Linked DNA regions of Homo sapiens: region 1 is linked to region 2. Evidence: read pairs that join two places in POLR2A ChIA-PET (ENCODE). Cell type or tissue: OCI-LY7. All regions are shown on one strand. Each heading gives the region's core, and the rest is flanking DNA. Links, peaks and the distances in the headings are about the cores only.

Region 1 (4,392 bases), core at 79-4,078, 77 kb before region 2:
AGGCAGGTCCTAGATTCTGGACTGAATCTGGGCCAGAAAATCCCCGACTTAAGACTGGGCAAAAAGTGAGAAAAAGTCAGCCTATGTTAAATTAAGATCAGAGGAACTCTAGCTTTGCAGGGTATCTGGCCTCTACTGTTTCCTCTATGGCCCCCCAGCTACAGGTGGCAGTTCCTGCCCTCTATAAGCATGTGAGCTTTGGAGGATAGGGCCTGGCAGCAATCGTAAGTCCATAGGATCTGGCAATGCCAGAAATGTTTGTAGTCAGAGGCTCCCAGCCTGAAGTTTACATGCTCCCAGGAAGTCCCAGGCTAGTGCCGGGGAGGCCTTTAGGTTATTTTAATATTTCAAAAATCTGAAAGGAAATTCCACTATACTTTGTTTCTTGTTTTGACAAATTGTATTATTTATTTCTTCATTGCATACTTAATTAAATCGCTGATTACATTTTTTTTTTTTTTTGAGACAAAGTCTCACTCTGTCACCCAGGCTGGAGTGCAGTGGCGCAATCTTGGCTCACTGCAACCTCCGTGCCTCAGCCTCCCGAGCAGCTGGGATTACAGGCACGTGCCGCCACGCCCAGCTAATCTCTCTATTTTTAGTAGAGATGAGGTTTCACCATGTTGCCCAAGCTGGTCTTGAACTCCTGACCTCAGGTGATCCACCTGCCTCGGCCTCCCAAAGTGCTGAGATTACAAGCGAGAGCCACTGTGCCCAGCCAAATCTTTGATTAAAATGTAAACTTGAGGCCAGGTGCAGTGACTCACACCTGTAATCCCAGCACTTTGGGAGGCTGAGGAGAGAGGATCGATTGAGCCCCGGAGTTTGAGACCAGCCTGGGCAACGTGGTGAGACCCTTTCTCTATTAAAAGAAAAATTTTTTTAACTTGAAAATAAGAAAATTTGCATCTAAATGAGGTAGCTTAGTAGGTAAAAACTTTAAAATCATGAGATCCATGTGGGGAAGAGGGAGTGTAGAACAGGGAATGGTAAAAGACACTTTGTCTTCACAAGAGTTTAGGAAACACAAATACAGTTCATCAGCCTCATTTTAAAACTGGGGAAAAGGAGAGGTTCAGTGATTGTCCCAATAATACACTGAGGGTTCCTGGCAGATGCAAAACTCATATCAAAACCTTACATCCTTTTTTTTTTAGACGAGGTCTCACTACGTTGCCCAGGCTGGTCTCTAACTCCTGGGCTCAAGCGCTTCTCCCACCTCAGCCTCCCAAATAGCTGGGATTGCTGGCATATGCCTGGCTTGGCTCCTACATCCTTTATCAAGATCCTCTCCTCTACTTTTCACTCCCTGGAAAGTCTAAGGGTGGAGGGGGAGGGCTGAGAGGTCTAGGAGAATGTGAGGCAGGAAGGCAGGTCTGACAGGGTAGGGTCCATTTCCCATCAAAAATTTGACCACTGTGCTGTTAACAAAGGCTTTTCTCTTCAAGACAATCCCCCCTCTACCTGGAATGCACGTTTCTGGGTATATATTTACCTGCCTGTTGAATGCAAGTCTGTGCATATGAAAACATATGCAGTGAGCCCTGTGCTTATGGGTGCATATCTGTGGGTTTGCAGGAGTCTGTGTGTGCAGAGGGATATATAACAGAATGAGACTATGAATAGCAGCGACCGTCCCTATGTAATTGTGAAGTCATATAGGCATACATCTGTTTATACAAAATGTGGGTATACCCCATCCTTCCGGTCTTCTTCTTTTTTTTTTTTTAAACAGGGTCTTGCTCTGTCGCACAGGCTGGAGTGCAGTGCAGTGGCACTGTCTCAGCTCACTGCAAACTCCTGCCTCCTGTGCTCAAGGGATCCTCTTACCTCAGCCTCCTGAGTAGTGGGGACTGCAGGCCCATGCCACCAAGCCTGACTAATTTTTGTGTTTTTTGTAATGATGGGGTTTCACCATGTTGGCCAGTCTGGTCTTGAACTCCTGGGCTCAAGTAACCTGCCACCTTGGCCTCCCAAAGTGCTGGGATTACTAACCTGCCACCTTGGCCTCCCAAAGTGCTGGGATTACAGGCATAAGCCACCATGCCCAGCCTTTTATTTTTACTTTTTTGCAGTGACAAGGTTTCACCATGTTGCCCAGGCTGGTCTCAAACTCATGGGCTCAAGCAGTCCTCCCACCTCAGACTCCGAAAGTGTTGGGATGGCAGGCATGGGCCACCATGCCCAGTCTAATTTTTATTTATTTATTTATTTATTTATTTATTTATTTATTTATTTATTTTATTTATTTTGAGACGGAGTCTTCCTCTGTCCCCCAGGCTGGAGTGCAGTGGCACAATCGCAGCTGACTGCAACCTCCACATCCTGGGTTCAAGCAATTTCTCCTGTTTGAGCCTCCCAAGTAGCTGAGATTACAGGCATGCACCACCATGCCCGCTAATTTTTATTATTTTTAGTAGAGACAGGGTTTCACCATGTTGGCCAGGTTGGTCTCGAACTCCCAACCTCAAGTGGCCTGCCCACCTCCGCTTCCCAAAGTGCTGGGATGACAGGCATGAGTCACCAGACCTGGCCTGTGGCCTTTTTATAATCATCACAAAATGTTCTGTGGACCACGGGCAGCCTTAAGTTTGACTGAGAACATTACATGCCCTAGTCAGAGGCAGCCTCGAATCTATGAAATTCTTACTCGTGACCTTGGATTCCTAAATTGGGAGAAAAGAATGTCCTGTTTCATTCACCCCAGAATCTGCCCTCATTGCTGGTTCTGGGAGCCCTGGGGATTCCTTTCATCTGTTTTTTTTTTTTTTTTTTTCTCCCTTCCTCCACTTCTTTCTTTCAGACAATGAGAAATTTATATTAAGCTTTAATTTTGATTTTCTTTTTACTGACCTCATTTATTAACCTGGTTAGATCATGTTGGCTACTCAGCAATCTTTATCAAACTAAGACCAGAAGGAGTCTGGGCATGGTGACTCACGCCTGTAATCCCAGCACTTTGGGAGGCTGAGGCAGTAGGACTCCTTGAGCCCAGGAGTTCGAGAGCAGCCTGACCAACATGGTGAAACCCCGTCTCTACTAAAAATACAAAAATTAGCCAGGTGTACTAGGCGCATGCTTGTAATCCCAGCTACTCAGGAGGCTGAGGCAGGAGAATCGCTTGAACCCAGGAGACAGAGGTTGCAGTGAGCCGAGATCGCGCCATTGCACTCAAGCCTGGGTGACAGAACTAGACTCCATCAAAAAAAAAAAAAAGAAAAGAAAAAGAGATTCTCCTGCCACAGCCTCCCAAGTAGCTGGGATTATAGGCACGCACCACCACACCCAGCTGATTTTTGTATTTTTAGCAGAGATGGGGTTTCACCATGTTGGCCAGGCTGGTCTCAAAATCCAGTCCTCAAGTGATTCACCTGCCTCGGCTTCCCAAAGTGCTGGGATTACAGGTGTGAGCCACGGCACCCGACCATGCTCAGCTATATAATTAGTGGCCGGCGTCCGGCTACCGGGGGCCGTGGCTCACACCTGTAACCCCAGCACTTTGGGAGGCCGAGGCAGGTGAATCACTTGAGGTCTGGATTTTGAGACCAGCCTGGCCAACATGGTGAAACCCCATCTCTACTAAAAATACAAAGATTATCTGGGTGTGGTGGCACGTGACTGTAGTCCCAGCTACTTGAGCTACTTGGGAGGCTGAGGCAGGAGAATCTCTTTTTTTTTTTTTTTTTTTTTTTCTGACAGAGTCTAGTTCTGTTGCCCAGGCTGGAGTGCAATGGTGTGATCTCGGTTCACTGCAACCTCTGCCTCCCAGGTTCAAGCGATTCTCCTGCCTCAGCCTCCGGAGTAGCTGGGATTGGAGGCATGCGCCTAGTATGCCCGGCTAATTTTTGTATTTTTAGTAGAGACGGGGTTTCACCATGTTGGTCAGGCTGGTCTTAAACTCCTGACCTCATGATCTGCCCACCTCGGCCTCCAAAGTGCTGAGATTACAGGTGTAAGCCACCACACCTGGCCCTTTTTTTTTTTTTTTTTTTGAGACAGAGGACAGAGTCTCACTGTGTCGCCCAGGCTAGGGAGCAGTGGCACGATCTCGGCTCACTGCAACCTCCAACTCCCAGGTTCAAGTGATTATCCTGCCTCAGCCTCCCAAGTAGCTGGGATTACAGTCACGTTCCACCAGGCCCAGCTAATTTTTGTATTTTTAGTAGAGACGGGGTTTCACTATGTTGGCTAGGCTGGTCTTGAACTCCTGACTTCGTGATCCGCCCACCTCGGCCTCCCAAAGTGCTGGGATTACAGGCTTGAGCCACCACCATGCCCGGCCAGCAGGAGAATCTCTTGAACTGGGGAAGCGGAGGTTGCAGTGAGTGGACATCACGCCACTGCACTCCAGCCTGGTCCATGGAGTGAGACTCTGTCTCAAAAAAAAAAAAA
Region 2 (4,392 bases), core at 149-4,148:
ATTTCTGTTTTTTAGTGGCCAGAAGATTTTTAATCACTTATGTGTGCCACTGCGCCTGGCCCTAGCCTGCACTACTTTTTAAGAGGAAAGCCCATGAAAGAAACATTAAGTGGAAGTCAAGGAAACCAGAGTCACCTGTTCCAGGGGGCCCAGGCCTACCTTGAGGGAGCGGTTGTGCCGCTGCAGCTCACGGCATAGGCTCTCAAGCTTGCTGCGGGCCAGGACGGCCTTGCTGTGCTCACCGCGCAGGTGGTCCTTCTCTTGCACCAGCTGGCTCTGCTTTTTCTGTAGGAGCTTCATCTGCTTCTGTGAATTCCGGTGCTCCTCCAGCTGGGGACAGGGATAGGGAGGGCAGGTGAGCATCTTGTGGGGCCTTCCTGGTGGGGGGATCACTATGCAGGTCTAGGGTCTCCTGAGCTGCCCTGACCCTTACCCTCTCAGGCCAGGAGCACTCTCATGGGCTGATGCTGTGCCGGTGCTTACACGCTCCTCCCATGAACTCACAATAACCCCAAAGGCTCCACCGTAGGGACAGAGAAATGGTAACTCACTAGGGCAAGCAGGGGCCACACAGCCAGCAGATGCCAATTCCTATTCCAGCTCTGACTCTGGGCCACTAGAGCCACTTCAAGCTGTTGCATTTCCCCAACTTGCTGGACACTCATGCCCGAGGATGAGACCACCTGCTACCGTACCTTGTGCCTATTAACAGACAGACCCCCATCGCTCCCTCGCATTCCTTCAAAACGTTAGCGCTGCGTTCATCAGCGCTCTCCCCAACACAATTACTTTTCTCATTTGTGGCCACTTCAGTATCAACAGATAATCCTTCTAACTCCCTGGCCTCACAGTCCATCACCTCTTCCACAAACCCACTCCTTTCCCCAGCTCAGTTCCCCTCCCATGACCCTATCCAGGCCTGTACAACAGAAATATAATGCAAACCACATAAGTAATTAAAAATATTCTACTGGCCGCACTAAAAAAGTAAAAAACAGGTGAAATTAATTTTAGTAATATATGTATTTAACCTAATATCCAAAACATTACAATTTCAACACGGAATCAATGTAAAAAAGTGAGGCCGGGAGTGGTGGCTCATGCCTGTAATCCCAGCACTTTGGGAGGCTGAGGCAGGCAGATCACTTGAGGTCAGGAGTTCAAGACCAGCCTGGCCAACATGGTGAAACCGTTTCTACTAAAAAAAAAATACAAAAAAGTAGCCAGTTTGGTGGCATGCGCCTGTAATCTCAGTTACTCAGGAGGCTGTGAGGCAGGAGAATCGTTTGAACCTGGAAGCAGGACATCACGCCACTGCACTCCAGCCTGGGTGACTGAGACACTCTCTCACAAAAAGATGTTTTATATTCTTTGTTTTTGCTTAAGTCTTCAAAAGCTGATGTGTATCTTACATTTATAGCATGTTCAAATTCAAACTGGCCACATGTCAATTAGCTAGAGACGAATTTATCTTGGACAGCGCAGATCTAGACTTTGTCACTACCAGAGAGCACACCCACTATCTCAATTTCCAGCATCCCAGTCCAGGACTACCATCACCTATCTTTTTAGCTCATTCCAATCAGTATCTGTGATCCTCAGAAAGTCTCTTACCCTATAGGACCTCCAATCCATTGACTCAACCATCCTTCCACTCTCCTTTAAAATAACTACATTACCTGGCTTGGATTTCTTACACCCTCAACTCTCTTGGCCCTTCCCCAGTAGTACTGCAACCCTAGTAAAGCACCTTCCTGCTTTACACCAGTACTATAACAACCCTACTTGAAGAGTCTCACTTTAAATTCATGGCCACCAATTTCAGGAAGACCAGCAATCCCAATACAATGCATATGCTATTCACACTCCTCTCCTTCCAGACAACTATTTCATCGTTCTCATCAAATCTCAAAACACAGAAGAAACTAGAGAATCAGGGGCACAAGCTGCACATCTACCAGTCCACCTGCCCCGTCCTCTCCTCCAGTCACACAGACCTAGCCATGTGGTTACCACAGCCAAGCCCCCTTCTTGGGCAGGCCTCAGCTCCCCTCCTCTACTCACAACACCACTCTAGCAACTCATTTCCTCTCTTGCATCAGCAATTTTCCCCTGGCTGGATCACTCCAAAAGGGTGCTTATCTTCCTTATACCTTTTATTTAATCCTTACAAGAATGTCATTAGGCAGGTATGACATTCCCCATTTTAAAGATGAGTAAAGTTCCTTACAGGAAAATATTAATAAATGTGTGTGGAATGAATTAATTTTAAAATAAATACTTAGAGGCCAGGCACAGTGGCTCACACCTGTAATCCCAGCACTTTGGGAGGCTGAGACGGGCGGATCACGAGGCCAAGAGATCAAGACCATCCTGGCCAACATACTGAAACTCTGTCTCTACTAAAACATACAAAATTTAGCCAGGCATGGTGACATGCACCTGTAATCCCAGCTACTCGGGAGGCTGAGGCAGGAGACTCGCTTGAACCTGGGAGGTGGAGGTTGCAATGAGCCGAGATCGCGCCACTGCACTCCAGCCTGGTGACAGAGCGAGACTCTGACTCTGAATAAATAAATAAATAGGCCAGGCGTGGTGGCTCAAGCCTGTAATCCCAGCACTTTGGGAGGCCGAGGCGGGCGGATCACGAGGTCAAGAGATCGAGACCATCCTGGCTAACACGGTGAAACCCCGTCTCTACTAAAAAAAAAAAAAAAAAAAAAAATAGCCTAGCATGGTGGCGGGCGCCTGTAGACCCAGCTACTCGGGAGGCTGAGGCAGGAGAATGGCATGAACCCAGAAGGCGGAGCTTGCAGCGAGCCGAGATCGTGCCACTGCACCCCAGCCTGGGCGACAGAGCAAGACCCCGTCTCAAAAAATAAATAAATAAATAAATACATACATACATACATACATACATACATACACAGGCTGTGACCATCAATGGATAAATCTGTTAGTTCAAATTCTGACAAGGGACCTGATGATGGAAGAATCTGGCTGCCCCACCCCCAACCCACTGAACAATGTTACAACAAAGTGGGAAGAGCATGCTTTGCATTTATTGTGATGGAACATGAAGTACTTATGAAGAATTCTTGTCAAAAAGTTGAAGCTGAATTGGATCAAGCTTTAGAGCTAACTTCTACTTCACTTACATGTACCAGGAGGTAAAGAAGTAAAATGATACCACAGAGATGACAAAGCTAGAAGGGGGCATCCTACAAGACAGCTAGTCTAGTTTCTGTTAAAAGTCAATGTCATGGGGAATATGAGGAGGCAGTGACAAGAAGACTGCTCTGGAGTAAAAGGAAAAAGTATCAAGTGACTAGTGTTAGTTTTATTAACTGTGATAATGGCTCTATGCATCTGTATTTGAGGAAGAAGCATCAAGATCACAAGGTGTCTTGGACTCAGGCCAGGAACAAGGGCTCTACCACCTTGGAATCATTCTTTGAGAAATTTCTTTCAAGGAATATGCAGTTTCTCCTCTTGCTGCACAGCCCTGAAGAGGCTGGCTGGAAGTGATTCCCCATTTAACAGATAGTTCAGAGAAAAGCTGAACAGGAATTAAGCCACCTACTTGACTCTGCACCCCCAACCTTACACCAGGTGGCATGCTGATTTTCCCAACGCAGGGAAGGTGCCCGCGGAGGGGGGAACTGACCAGTTCAGCATACTTCTTGCACAGAGCAGCCAGCTTCTCCTCTGGGGTACTCAGAGTATTCAATGTCTGCATCAGCAACGTGATCTCCTTCCCTGAAAAGCACAGGAGCAAAGACATGCACCCTCTTCTCCAGGTGTCCCCTCCAGGCCTGGGCTCACACTCATGAGTGCTGAAGACAGCCCTCCCCATCATACTTTATATTTTGCTTGTTGATTAGCTGCCTTCCTTGCCATAAGGACCAACTCAATCCTGCCCTCACTATAGCCCCAGTACTGTCCATAGTACCATCACAGAGGATATGCTCAACAAATGCTTATCAAATGAACGACTGTACCCTAGTGAAATCTCCTTAGTAGGCACCATTGGCAGGAGAAAAAAACTGCCTGCTCTACCAATAGAAGAAAGGTGTCCCACTTATGAATTCAGGGCTACTGTTTCATACTGTTTCAATGCAAGGAAGGCCCACCCTCCTGATAGAGGTAGGATCCAAAAAGGAATAGGTATCTTAGCCTCCTTGAGAAATACTAAACTCTTGTCAACAGAGTAGCCAAACAGTGAACTTTAAAATGAAGATACTTTCGGCCAGGCAAGGTGGCTCATGCCTGTAATCCCAGCACTTTGGGAGGCCGAGGCAGGCGGATCACGAGGTCAAGAGATCGAGACCATCCTAACATGGTGAAACCCCATCTCTACTAAAGACATACACAAAAAAATTAGCTTGGTGT

What was found. ChIA-PET counts read pairs that join two places held together with the same protein. Peaks named below come from ENCODE experiments on the same cell type or tissue, not always from the same donor. Only the 100,000 strongest peaks of a DNase experiment are listed, where the experiment ranks them.
Region 1: POLR2A ChIA-PET joins it to region 2 with 6 read pairs; 8 of 35 experiments call an interaction of 5 or more read pairs at or near these places.

Annotation. Positions count from the first base shown.
Region 1 is chr1:32,261,253-32,265,644 of GRCh38, reverse strand. All of the region lies in intron 1 of LCK (LCK proto-oncogene, Src family tyrosine kinase), which reads right to left. Among named protein-coding and RNA genes, the nearest start is that of LCK, 12 kb to the right of the region's middle. RefSeq lists a silencer at 451-750. In OCI-LY7, for the core only: no CTCF peak of the experiment used is centred there; DNase peaks (open chromatin) are centred at 144, 564 and 1,704; H3K4me3 peaks cover 1,893 bases; H3K27ac peaks cover 4,000 bases.
Region 2 is chr1:32,183,892-32,188,283 of GRCh38, reverse strand. TXLNA (taxilin alpha) reads right to left here. Exons shown (of 11, transcript NM_175852.4): 4 at 3,668-3,759; 5 at 160-330. Among named protein-coding and RNA genes, the nearest start is that of TXLNA, 6.4 kb to the right of the region's middle. In OCI-LY7, for the core only: no CTCF peak of the experiment used is centred there; a DNase peak (open chromatin) is centred at 2,053; H3K27ac peaks cover 1,104 bases.